Regions from separate parts of the Homo sapiens genome. Here region 2 is linked to region 1. A link is a contact called in ENCODE Hi-C or POLR2A ChIA-PET data. All regions are on one chromosome and are shown on one strand. Each heading gives the region's core, a stretch centred on a gene start or an enhancer-like site at or near the end of the contact. The rest is flanking DNA. Distances are from core to core; before and after follow the strand shown.

Region 1 (6,207 bases), core at 2,779-5,278:
TAACCTCCATGTCTCCCTCACCACCAGTGTCCTCTCTATACCCAATCAAGCCCTAGCTCCTTTTTTTTTTTTTTTTGAGACGGAGTCTCGCTCTGTTGCCCAGGCTGGAGTGCAGTGACACCATCTCCCTCACTGCAAGCTCCGCCTGCCGGGTTCACACCATTCTCCTGCCTCAGGCTCCTGAGTAGCTGGGACTACAGGCGCCCGCCACCACGCCCAGCTAATTTTTTGTATTTTTAGTAGAGACGGGGTTTCACTGTGTTAGCCAGGATGGTCTTGATCTGCTAACCTCGTGATCCACCCGCCCCGGCCTCCCAAAGTGCTAGGATTACAGGTGTGAGCCACCGCGCCCGGCCTGATTCTTTAAGCTGTTTTTCTTTGTTGCTGGTGTTTTCTTTTTGGACTCCTCTTCCTTGCTCCATATCCCTACAGTATTTCCCACCATTCTAGGTTTGTCCCTTTCTCTTCTTCTGGGACACTCTCATCAACAGTCAGTCCTCAGCCCCCTCCTCTGCAAATGACACTCAGAACTCTCTCTGGCTCAGATCTCAGATTTGGGATTAACAAACTTCCACTTAGACATTCTGCCTGACTGACCTCAGGCATTTCGCACTCTGAATGTCAAACCCAACTCATTGTCATCTCTGAAGCTGCTCACTTAATTCTCCTCTGTATTCTCTTTAACAACCCAGTTGCCCAACCCAGAAACTGGGAGTCACGCAGACCTCCTTTCTCTCTTACTCCCACACAATGAGCCATGAAGTCCAGTCTTTCTATCTTAACATCACTGTCAAACCCACACTGTATTCCATGCCCAGCGCTGCCACGTGAATGTACTCTGCTCACTTCCTTCCTGGATTACCCATAGCCCCACCTCATCCTCCTACCCTTGCTTTCCTCCCTGAAGTCAGAGAGATCCTACTCAAGAGATAACTGCTCCTGACAGCCCTTATTACAGAACTGAAGTACTCTCCTTAGCTTCAGCTCTGTGCCCACGTGCCTTGGCTTTGGATACAAGGTACTACAGCACTTTGTCCACTCTCCAGGCTTACCTGTGTCATTCCACATGCACATCTTAGAAAATGCCAGCCTTAGAGAATTCTCCCTAGCCCCAAAATGTCTTTGCCCAGTGCAATTCCTTCTTCCTGTATTACCCCTTTCCCTCCTTCACACTATCTGCCTGGCTAATTCTTATTTATCCTTAGTTCAAGTATGGCCTTTTCTGGGAAGGTGACCCTCCTTGGCCACCCCTTGCATATACTTTGATGCCCTAGGGCGCACCCCCTTTATTTCCCTCATAGAAACAGCCTTCTGTAAATTGTTCCATGACAACCTGTATTTCAATTTGTAAGAAATTTGCATGTACTGTGAGCTCCCCAACGTCAGGAGACTGACCCTTTTGATATCATTGCTAAGCCTCATTAAATGAATGAATGAAAATGAATGTCCCTGGAAGTGTCATTTCTTTTTCTTTATCAAATAGGGGTGGACTGGTAATCTACCAGTCTCTGAATCATCTAACATTTAGATAAATTCAGTGAGCAATCCACCCATACACTCTTTTCTCTGCCCTGGACACACTTCCCATGATAGAAATTCTGTCTTGTTCATCTTGTGCTCAAGTACCTATGACATGGTTGGGCAATGAGTTGATAAGTACCTAACAAGATTTTTGAATAAGAGGCCTTCTTCCCTGCACTGACCCCAAACTCAGGTTTCAGCCCTGCCCTATCCCTTTGCCCCAGTAAGACACCAGTCACAGCCCAGTCTAAAAGGTCAATTCTATTTTATTGGTTCTGAGAGGGAGGATTCACCCAGTGGATCCTTTTCCCTACACTCTCCCCTCCCCCAATATTGAGGCTCTCTCCCAACTACTGCCTATTCAGCATTCTCTATCTAACCCTCCTTCCCCTTCTACTTCCTATACTATCCTACCCCTGGCCAGCAGTACCCCAAGGCCAGGCCCTCAGCTGTGGGGGCGTGTGCTGAGCACCAAGCAGAGGGAGCTGAGCCCGGCGCCAGCCTTCTCCAGTTCTGAGCAGGACACAGGTACCAGGGTGACATCAGAGAGCTTCTGCAGTGCCTGCACAGGGAAGACATGGAGTGGGGAGAGGGGAGTGAGACCTCAGGCTGAGCCAGGCCACTCTTCCAGCCAGCTCAGAGTGGCCCCACCCAGGCTTCTAGAGAAGGTACCCTTCCTTCCTCCCACTAGGAAAGCCTGAAACTCTTTTCTCTGATGGTGCTTGGTGTTGGAGTTCCTGCCCTCTCTCACCTCCTGGCTGTTGGGCAGATCCCCACCTCCACGGTGCAGGAGGAAAGGGGGCACACCAGGCAACCCAGGACGAAGAAAGAGACAGTCAGCAGCTGCGTCATCTGGGAGGGTCAGGGAGGCATATGGGTGATCTGTCAGCACTGCCATTGCCTAGAGGAAAGAGGAAGTGTTCGAGTCTCAGAACCTCTCCACAGCTGTGTCTGCCTGCTCAACCACCACTAAGGGCTGGGGACGGACTGACATTTGTGGAAAATAATGACAGCAAGCACATAGAGCTTACGATATGTCAGACACTAAGTACTTTAGTTACCTTTGCTAATTTCCACCTTGGAATCACATGCAGTTATTTTCAACCCCCTACCTTCCCCAGCCCCTCCTATCTGTCCTACCCATCCTTAGAGTCACAGTTTAGGTGCCACCTTTGGGGTTTCCTGAAACTCCGGAAGAGCAAATTAATCACCCCTGTTCCCAGTCCTGCTGTTGTAACTTCTTATTTTCTCCTGTGTTCTTTCATGTAAGATGGACAGCCCATTGAGGGCAGGGGTTAGGGCTAATTTCCTAAGCCTCCCAGCTCCCGGCCTCCCGGGCCCAGAACTGCGCCCACTTTCGTTGGCCCCGCCCCCTCCTCACCCGGACAGCCTTTTGGGCAGCGTCGCTGCTGCCTGCCACAACAGTGCGAGGTCCCCCCATGCCGCAGAGACCGCGCAGGTGGGAGGGACCCGAGACTGGCACAGTGGAGACGGCGAAGTCCTAGGGAGAGCGAAGGGAGGTATTCAGGGGCGCGGGAGGGGTGATGGGGTATCTTCAAACATAGGCTGCTCTCTGCCTCTCATTTCCTCAGCGGGCGCCCAGGCCCTTCCGACCCCCACCTGCACCCCCTCCCTCCCTAGGCTGGTCCCGCTCCGCACCCGGAACGTGTCCGCCACGATCTCAGCTCCTCGGTGATTGGTCCATTTGGAGAGGCCTACGAAAAACTCCCGGCCTGAGTCCGGGAGGCCGCGGAGGTTTGAGGGCGGGAGTGAGTTAGAAACAAGGCTCCAGACGGCCGAGTCTCCCAAACTCTACTTCCCTGTGCCAAGACCTATGCCTCCCCCCAGCCTCACCGGTGAAGAGAACGTCAGTGCCATCCAGCGTCGCGTTCTCGTCTCCTATTTCCACAATTCGGAGCCCCAGGTCTTGCAGGGCTTTGCGGACTCCATCGACCTTAGGATAGGAGAAGAGGGCACGGAGCTGTGACACCCCCATCCTCAATTCTTCCCCAAAGCCCCGACATCCAGTTCCTTCTGCCTTTCCCCATACCACACCCGCGCCACGGCGCTCACCTCTGGCCTACGAGCGGGGCTCCAGGGCCGCGTGATTAGGGCCGTGTCCCCTTGGATCACGGCCGTGTCGCCAAGCAGCGGTCCCAGCGGCAATGACTCCTCAGGTGGCAGTTCTAGCAGCTGTAGCCCCAGTCGTTGCCTCAGTTTACCTCCCAGCACCCCGTGCTCCCTTTGAGCTTTGGCCAGATCCAGAGCGGGAAGGCCAGCCCCCGCACCTTCCCCCGACGCCAGGCTCTCTGGGACTCCCCGGATCAGGGCATGGGAGCAGCGGCCCAGCCCCTCCCCCGGCGTCCCCATCCCATCCACACAGACTCCCCCTCCAACCGCTCGGATTTCTTAGTTTTCTTGTTTCTTCACCTGTCTGGGAGAAGAAACAGAAAAGGAGGAGACAGAGAAAAAGACATGCAGACAAGGGCGTTGGGGGTGGTTAAGAGCGCCCAGGTCTTCCTCCTGCCATCTCTAGGCGTCCCTCCCACTCCGCCCCACCCACTCCAGACCTTCCGCTCCTGTCGACCTCACTCTACCCAGCACCCTCAGGGGTCAGATTCTTTAAGAGGAGCCTGAGGAACAAGGCTAGGGTCTCTAATCTCCAAAACACCTGTTGCCCCTGCTTGGGGGCTTGTGAGGTCCCTGTCGGGCGCCCCTCTTGGCAGCCACTAGGATGCGCTCACTCCCCAAAAATGCAGCAGCCCCGCCCCCTTAACCCTCAGCTGCTCGCTACCGCAGGGACTGGAAGTCCAGCCCGCGACCCGCAGGGGTTATGGGACAGAAGGAGAAAGCTGGAGAGGCAGGGGCTGGGGAATGGAAGTCCTGAATACCCGAACGAGAAGGGAGAGAGGTGGGTAGGAAGGGAGGAGTTCGAGCCTAAGGAGTTAAGCATCCTCTCTCCGCCCTGGCTGGTCACGCTGCCCCTAGCGCGACCTAGTATAAACCAGACCGAGTCCCGAAGGACTGGGAGAGGTCTAAAACGAAATGCGAGGGGCGGGGTAACAGGGGGCGTGGTTCCGGGGCGCTGGCACTACTCCCGGCTCCAGGACCCGGTTCCCCGTCTATGTCCCAAAGTCCACCCCGCCTAGCTCCGCGCCCAAATACCGGCTCCCCATACTCTCTGTCTGGTGCAGGCATGGGCCCGGCACCCCCAAACTCCGGCCCCCACACGGTTCAGGGCCCCCCACGCAAGACTCACCTCCAGCGGCCACCCCCACTCCTGTCGCGCTGTGATCTCGGCTGGGGCCCCACCCCCCGAGGACAGAGTTGGTGGAGAAGGGAGTCCCCGTCTTCAAGCCTCGGGGACTGGGAGCTCTGGCTTTTAGCGCGGGTCCTTGTGTAGGCGAGCTCATATACTACGATGGGGCAGGGGCGCGACGGTCTGGCGGCTCCGGGGCATTGTCTAAGCGGGACGGGGCGGGGCTTCTTCGGGCCACGCCCATTCCGCCCTGCTAAGCCTCGCCCATTACATCCAGACTGCGCCCCCCTTGCCAGAAATCGGCACCGCCCAGCGAGCGCTGCCCAGGCCCACCCAGATCTGGCCGGCCCTGGCGACGGGGCTGCAAACGCTTCGTAGACCTCAGAACAGCGCAACGGCGGACCGGCGGACCGGCACGAAACATAGCAGCCCCACCACAAACATTTCCCTTCTTAATTCCTGGCTTCTGCCCTGAGCTCAAGATCACTGACCCACCCCTCATTCCATGTCGCCCACACTTTAAATCCCCATTGCGTAAAAACACTTGATTTTTATTCTGTATTTTATTACTGAAATATGTTGTCCTACTCATCCCACCCCACAATAAAAATCTGACCCAGGCCCCCCATTTCTTTCCCTCATCCCCTCTTCCACCACACCATCCCGGAACAAGTGCTCCAGGATTCCCTGCCCACTGGCCATTTTGGAGTGTGTCCATTGGGTAGCAATGTGGAAACCACCAGGGCCTTTGTGGAGAAAATGGAGGGGGTTGAGGGAGTCCCAGGAGGGGCTTATTTGAGGGCCTTTGCCACTTGCTCATAGGCGAGCTCGATCTCCTCATCATCTGGACAGGTGGAAGCGAATTCTTCCCGGGCGTAGGCATTGCTCAAGTACCGATGCACTCCCCGGAAGGCCTCGGGGATGGTGAATCCCCGGTACTTCTTACACACCACCTGAGGATGGGGAGAGGAGAGGGACCAACATGTTAGACCCAGGGAAGCCACCTTGGCTTTCCCTTCTCCCCAGGCCGACATGATAAAACCAGCTCAACTCCTCACTGTCTTGTACTGTCGTTAGCCTTCCTTCTCACTTACTGAAATCCTGGCTTTTAATAACCAGCCATTTTTCCTGAGTTTTTAAAACTTGAGATATAATTTACTTATAAAATTCTCCTCTTGAATTTCCACAGTGACTTTTTCCCCCTATACCACTTCAGGCACTGACACAGGTGACTTTTGTCTCTATATTTTTCATCAGACTTTTTTTTTTTTGAGATGGAGTCTTGCTGTCACCCAGGCTGGAGTGCAATGGCGCGATCTTGGCTCACTGCAACCTCCGCCTCCCGGGTTCAAGTGATTCTCCTGCCTCAGCCTCCCAAATAGCTGTGATTACAGGTGCCCACCACCATGTGCGGCTAATTTTTGTAA
Region 2 (5,610 bases), core at 2,684-5,183, 420 kb after region 1:
CCTTCCTGTCTCAGGCTCCCTTCTTTCTAGGGCTTGTCCCGGGAACACTACCTGTTCCCTGCCCTTGTTCCTCTATCCTACCAGCCCCCAGCGTATCCCCAATTTCAAGTCCTGTATCGCGTCCCCCTCTTTCCCATGTCCCTGTCTGCCCGGCACTCACCGTGCCCACCGGGTAGACCGGCACGTAAGCAGTGCAAGGCTGCAGCTGCAGGGGGTATCCGGGCGCTACGTAGCCCCCCAGCGGCAGCGTGCCCACAGTCCCCGCGTGCGTGGGCACCACGAAGCCAGGGGCCTGGGCAGTCTGGGCTGGCGCCGGCGGGGGCGGGGCGGCGGCAGCGGGCGGCGGCGGGGGAAGTGGGCCCTCGAAGCGAGTCTCCTGCAGGTAAGGGTCGGGTGGCATGCGGGGCAAGGTAGCGCAGCCGGGTGGGGGTGCCCCGGCAGCAGGGCCGGGAGGGGCGTGGTGGGGGGGCCTCGGCAGCGTGGCAGAGGAGGAGGGACCGCGCTGAGCGGTGGCCGCGGAAGAGGCCAGGCCCCCTGCCCCTAAGCGCGGGAGGGTGGCGGTGCCAGACTGATGGTAGTGGTGGTGGTGGTGATGGTGTGAGGAAGGGGCTGCCTGTGGCGGTGGGGCTGGGGGTTCGGCTGGAGGCTGAGGGGCATTGTAGGGCGGCGGAGAAGTGTGAGGGACTGAGTCTGGGAGTCCTGGGGGAGGTGAGTGGAGGAGAGTATAAGAGGAAAGATGACACAGTGATGAGTTGAGGAGGGGGTAAGGGGAAACACAGCCGGTCAGGGATGGAGAAAGATAATGGGAGAGACACATAGAGAGAGACGGGTGAGAAACCATCTCTAATTTGAGGGGCAAGAGAGGGGCTGTATCTAGGCCATCTGCCCCCCTCCTTCTTCCTTCCAATCTAGTTTTGAGGTCACAACTCTGGTCTGCTTCTTTTCTGTCTTTTTCATCACCATGCACCCAGCTCTCACCTGCAGACCTAATCCCCTCTCCTTTGCTATAGCTGCCTTTGGGCTGGCCTATCCGAGCTAGTCCTGTGTGTGCGTATGCGTAGACATGCAACCCTGTGTTAATATGTGCTCAATTCAACAGTTGTATAAACACATGTGGGATGACATGTGTTCCACTCTGCTGTTCCTTCAGTGGGGGGAGGAGTGCCCCAGCCTCTGTGAGAATCTCGGGACCTCTTTTAGGGCAGATTAAGAAGAGCCCTCTGGATTTTGCTCCCTTGACAACCCCCATCTGGTCATGTCTCCATATTTCCTCACAGGATGTCTCCATGCCAGCCAGTGATTGTCCATCTGTCACTCCCAATGATGCCATCCCTGCAAAACCTGGCTGTACCTCCTTCACCCTCTCAACCTACCCCCCTGACCATGTTGTTGGCAAGGGGCAGAGGCTGCCACTGGAAAGAGGAAAGGAAGAGAAAGGGGGAGACAGAAAGAGGAGGGGGACTGGGGGAGTGTTGAGAGCTGGAGAGAAGGGGAATGAAATAGAACCACAGCTGAGGAGGGGTAAGGGAGGGGGTTGGGGCAAGGGGGACGGAGAGTCTGGAGACAGTGGAGGGGGTGGGAGGTTTTGTTATTGTTTTTACCTGACTTTTCGGATGACATGCCTGCGGTCTCGCTGGGACAGGGTCCCTGCAGCCGGAGTGGGGGTCCTCGGCCGGTGCTGGAGTCTGGGTGCTGGATGGCGCAGCCGGCAGCAGCGCAGAGATGGAGAGATGAAGGCAGCGGCGGGGGGGGGGGGCGGGGGGGGCGGGCGGAGGGAGAGCGGGGAGGGGGGGAGCTTAAAGGGACCGAGGCGAGGGAGGGGGAGCGCTTCAGATGTTTCCCACTCGGTCTCTCTCTGCTCTCGGACCACCTCTCTCCTCCTCTTACCCCGGCATTCAAGCCCCCAGTTTGGGTTCCTTTGGAGTTGTCATGGAAACACGGAGGCTAGACCAGGCGAGGCGGGTGGGACTAAGGAAAGGAAGGAAGGAGAACTCTCTGGAGTCTCCCCCACCAAGACTCAGTGATTGTATTGTGGGAGGAAGTGAACAGGTTCTCAGTGGAGTTAATAACCCAGGTGCCTCCAGAGGCAGGTCGTCTCCCCCTCTTAGCTCCCTGCAAGGTGCCAGGGTCTTCTCCCAAATCCTTGGCCCCAGTTTCCTCCTCTTTAGAAGAGATAAATACTTGTGTGTGAGAGAGAATTGTGCAGAGTTCAGAACTGCGATGGTCTGAAAAGTTCCCAGGGTTTGGTGAACCTACCAACCTAGCAGTAAAGAGGGAGGCCCAGGTCTGTAAATCAGGGGGAGCTGGGCCTTGGAGGGAAAAGGGAGAGAGAGTTTGGGCGGTGTGCATACATACCTTCTTCGTCCAGGACTAAGGAGCTGAAGCTCTTTTGGAGGGGGTAGGGGGTATGACTTAACTGCTCATTTCTGGCAGCTCTGTTGGTAATGTGTGCTTGTTCCCCCACTTTCCCTTTGCTTTTGAGGCTGCTTAGAGTCTCTGGGCTGGTCAATGTTCAGATCCATTCCCTAAACCCCCCTACTCCCACCCACCACCTCCCACCAAGACGCATCTCCAGCTCCTGAGTCGACCTGCAGTACAGCGTTATTAGTCTTTTTATTTGCTTATTGCATCTTGGGAGCGCGTGGGTGGGTGAAGGGAGCGAGGATAGGAAGTCTATGGAGATTTACACCAGTTTTTTTTTTTTTTTAAACAAAAACACAGCCAGATAATTATTATTCTTCCCTTACGTCCCCCCAGCCCCCACCTGGGGCAGTCGCTCTCCCGGCTGCGTCCCTTTTCGTCCATGTCCTAGCAGAGACTACAGAGCAGTACAGAGGCTCTCGCTGAAACCAGTCCCAGGCTCCACAGAGTCAGATCACGGCTTCACACCAGTCGTTCTGGTCACTTAGGCGTTCGCGTGAGCGCTCAACCCCTTACCGCCACCTCATCGTCACTCTACACCATTCTGAGCGCAAAAATGTTTTGATTGAGACAAATTTAGACCAAGCAATGACCTTGTAAACAGAGAGAGGGGCTCAGACATGCTGAGAAATCCTTATCTCTAGAGAAACGTCTTTAAATGCTAAGTAAAAGCCCTAGCAAGTAAAAGCCCTGAGGCACTAGGGTGTCGGTTAGGGGTCACAGGCGGAGAGGTGGGGCGCCTGGGGGTTTCGGTAGGGAGCCACCCACAGATAACTCAGACAGCCAGATTCTGGGGGTCGTTCAGGTTGAAAGACTGGTCGAAATTACGCGGGCATGAGTCAGCGCATCCCTACGCGCCCTCCGCCCCTTGAGGGTGGGTCGCTTATAGGGAGGGGAGTAGAGTAGGGCAGGAGAAACTGGGCCAGGCTGCACTTAGCTCAAGGGGCCTCGAGGACTCTCTGCGTCTCTGGAGACAAGGGCACTACACGCACTTCAGAATGAAGAGTTGTAAGTCGCTGACCTGGGGCGGACTGGAGGGTGGGGTGGGGTGGGTGTTGAGGGGCACGCCCGGGCTGGCATCAGCCCTCCAGGCCACCCTGCCACTCACCCAGCACACGGCAAAATGCAGAGGACTACCTTTCCCTGGTCCGCCCCCTGGCCGCCCCTTGGGGAATGCAAACTTCGTGTTCTGCTGCGGAGCCAGACGCCTGTATTGGGAAGTGGGGAGAATCAAGGCGGGGAAATCGGACTTTTGGGTCGCTGGGGGCAACGAAGCCTGGAGAGGCCTTCTTTCCATTCCCAGAATATGTTTGCTGCTTTTTCCTCTCCCCACTGGCCTAAATGGATCGCTCCGCCTGTTTCCTCCCCAGCACCTAGGGCGCAATGGAATATTCCATTGCCCCTCCTGTCCTGGGTCTGTGTTGCGGGGAACGCTCGCGCGGTTGCCAGAGAAAGCCCCGGACGTGACGGATTTGCGCGACCCCAAGCAGCCCGCCCTTCCCCCTCCCATCCGTCATTCCCCTGCGCTCTCTTTCCTCACCCTTCCCCCCGCCACCGTGGGTTCCAGACTTGGGATAAGTAAACAGCGGGTGGAGCGAGGCCTACGGACCCAGGCCAGGTGGGAGTCTGCACTCTTCAAGGGGCCTGGGCTGCTGCTCACGGGTATTAAAGAACTCCGCGTTGTTCATGGCTGAGGCGATGCATTAGGAAGATCCTGGACCTAGAGAACAAGTCCCCCGAACGCTGAGTTGGAGGCGGGACTTCGGGTGCGCGTTGGTGCGTCAACGTGGTGGGGGGGTGTGTTTGTAGGGAGAGGGCTGGAGTAAGTTAAAAGTAGGCTATTTTGTGACACGGACCTGGTGTGGGAGCGAGAGGAGGTGGCTTGATTGCCGGGCGTCTGTTCCGAGGGAGGAGGGTGTTGCCATCTCCCTCACATGCCCTTATCACCCCTTTCTCAGGCGGGAGCATGCTGGGGCTCTGCGGGCAGCGGCTCCCCGCGGCGTGGGTCCTGCTTCTGTTGCCTTTCCTGCCGCTGCTGCTGCTTGCAGCCCCCGCGCCCCACCGCGCGTCCTACAAGCCGGTCATCGTGGTGCATGGGCTCTTCGACAGCTCGTACAGCTTCCGCCACCTGCTGGAATACATCAATGAGGTCTGGCAGGGGACACCTGGGTGCAGGGCGTTAGAGGCGTCTACTGTGGCAGGGGAGGGAGAGCGGGGAACTGAAAGCCACCCCTCTGGGCCTGCCCAGTTCCTCAGGGAGCTGGTGCTGGCGTGGGGGAGAGTTGGGGGACGGGATCCCTGGTTCTAGCAGGGTACAATAGACCTGTGGACGCGGGCCAGGGGGTGGCGTGTGGGAGCTTCTTAGCCTATCCCCGGTGGCTGCATTGCCCCCTTCCCACAGACACACCCCGGGACTGTGGTGACAGTGCTCGATCTCTTCGATGGGAGAGAGAGCTTGCGACCCCTGTGGGAACAGGTGCAAGGGTTCCGAGAGGCTGTGGTCCCCATCATGGCAAAGGCCCCTCAAGGGGTGCATCTCATCTGCTACTCGCAGGGTAGGCGACTCCCCTGCCCCTAACTCCTAAGCCCTATCTGAGGCTTGATCCTTATCTGAGGGACACTTCCTAGCGTCCCTTTTTCTGAACCACATTGCTCCAGGCACAACCCTGGTACCTGAGCCCTTCCTTTCTGACTTCCCTCAGCACCTGGGTCTCATCTCTGTCTTGAATGGGAGGGAGGCTCCCTACACTGCTGCCCTTTTGCTTCCTGTTACCCATGGTTCTTGGACATAAGGGCTAATGGGGCAGGTAAAAACATCCTAGAACTAGAGGCAGGAGGCCCAGCATCTAATTCGGGCTCAGTCACTTATATGATGTGTGACCTTTTGGCACAGGGTGTGCCTGCCTTCTGTAAGCCTCAGTCTCCTTTGTGTACAGTGTGTGTCTGTGTGTGTCTCTGTGTGTGTGTGTGTGTGTGTGTGTGTGTGTGTGGTGGGGGTGGGGGGTGCTGCTGGCTTTGCTGTCCTTAAGTGCCTGCCCAATGTGGTGTTCTGCTTACAGGGGGCCTTGTGTGCCGGGCTCTGCTTTCTGTCATGGATGATCACAACGTGGATTCTTTCATCTCCCTCTCCTCTCCACAGATGGGACAGTATGGAGGTGAGTGGGCACTAGACTCCATAGAATGCCCTGA

The links. Hi-C counts contacts between places; a loop is a spot of excess contacts on that map. ChIA-PET counts read pairs that join two places held with the same protein, here RNA polymerase II (POLR2A). Pooled maps may share reads with other maps.
Region 2: a map of ascending aorta shows a loop between it and region 1 (2.1-fold over the local background). The contact joins the promoter of PPT2 here to the promoter of DDAH2 in region 1. A Hi-C loop is called at or near these places in 1 of 168 maps with a recorded cell type or tissue (ascending aorta) and 4 of 50 pooled maps. POLR2A ChIA-PET finds 5 or more read pairs at or near these places in 2 of 52 experiments (WTC11 and activated T-cell).

The regions. Positions count from the first base shown.
Region 1 is chr6:31,725,271-31,731,477 of GRCh38, forward strand. DDAH2 (DDAH family member 2, ADMA-independent) reads right to left here and starts at 4,029. Exons shown (of 6, transcript NM_001303007.2): 1 at 3,595-4,029; 2 at 3,376-3,475; 3 at 3,181-3,254; 4 at 2,903-3,022; 5 at 2,273-2,422; 6 at 1,770-2,083. The coding sequence starts at 3,891. The coding sequence ends at 1,967. MPIG6B (megakaryocyte and platelet inhibitory receptor G6b) reads left to right here. Exons shown (of 6, transcript NM_138272.3): 6 at 1-1,444. It overlaps CLIC1 (chloride intracellular channel 1), which reads right to left. Exons shown (of 6, transcript NM_001288.6): 6 at 5,329-5,733. The coding sequence ends at 5,572.
Region 2 is chr6:32,150,208-32,155,817 of GRCh38, forward strand. It overlaps PPT2 (palmitoyl-protein thioesterase 2), which reads left to right and starts at 3,934. Exons shown (of 9, transcript NM_005155.7): 1 at 3,934-4,197; 2 at 4,380-4,570; 3 at 4,823-4,976; 4 at 5,481-5,576. The coding sequence starts at 4,388. PPT2-EGFL8 (PPT2-EGFL8 readthrough (NMD candidate)) reads left to right here and starts at 3,792. Exons shown (of 16, transcript NR_037861.1): 1 at 3,792-4,197; 2 at 4,380-4,570; 3 at 4,823-4,976; 4 at 5,481-5,576. LOC100507547 (a long non-coding RNA gene) reads right to left here and starts at 4,158. Exons shown (of 3, transcript NR_037172.1): 1 at 4,082-4,158; 2 at 3,530-3,629; 3 at 2,595-2,965. PRRT1 (proline rich transmembrane protein 1) reads right to left here and starts at 1,732. Exons shown (of 4, transcript NM_030651.4): 1 at 1,602-1,732; 2 at 161-699. The coding sequence starts at 1,620.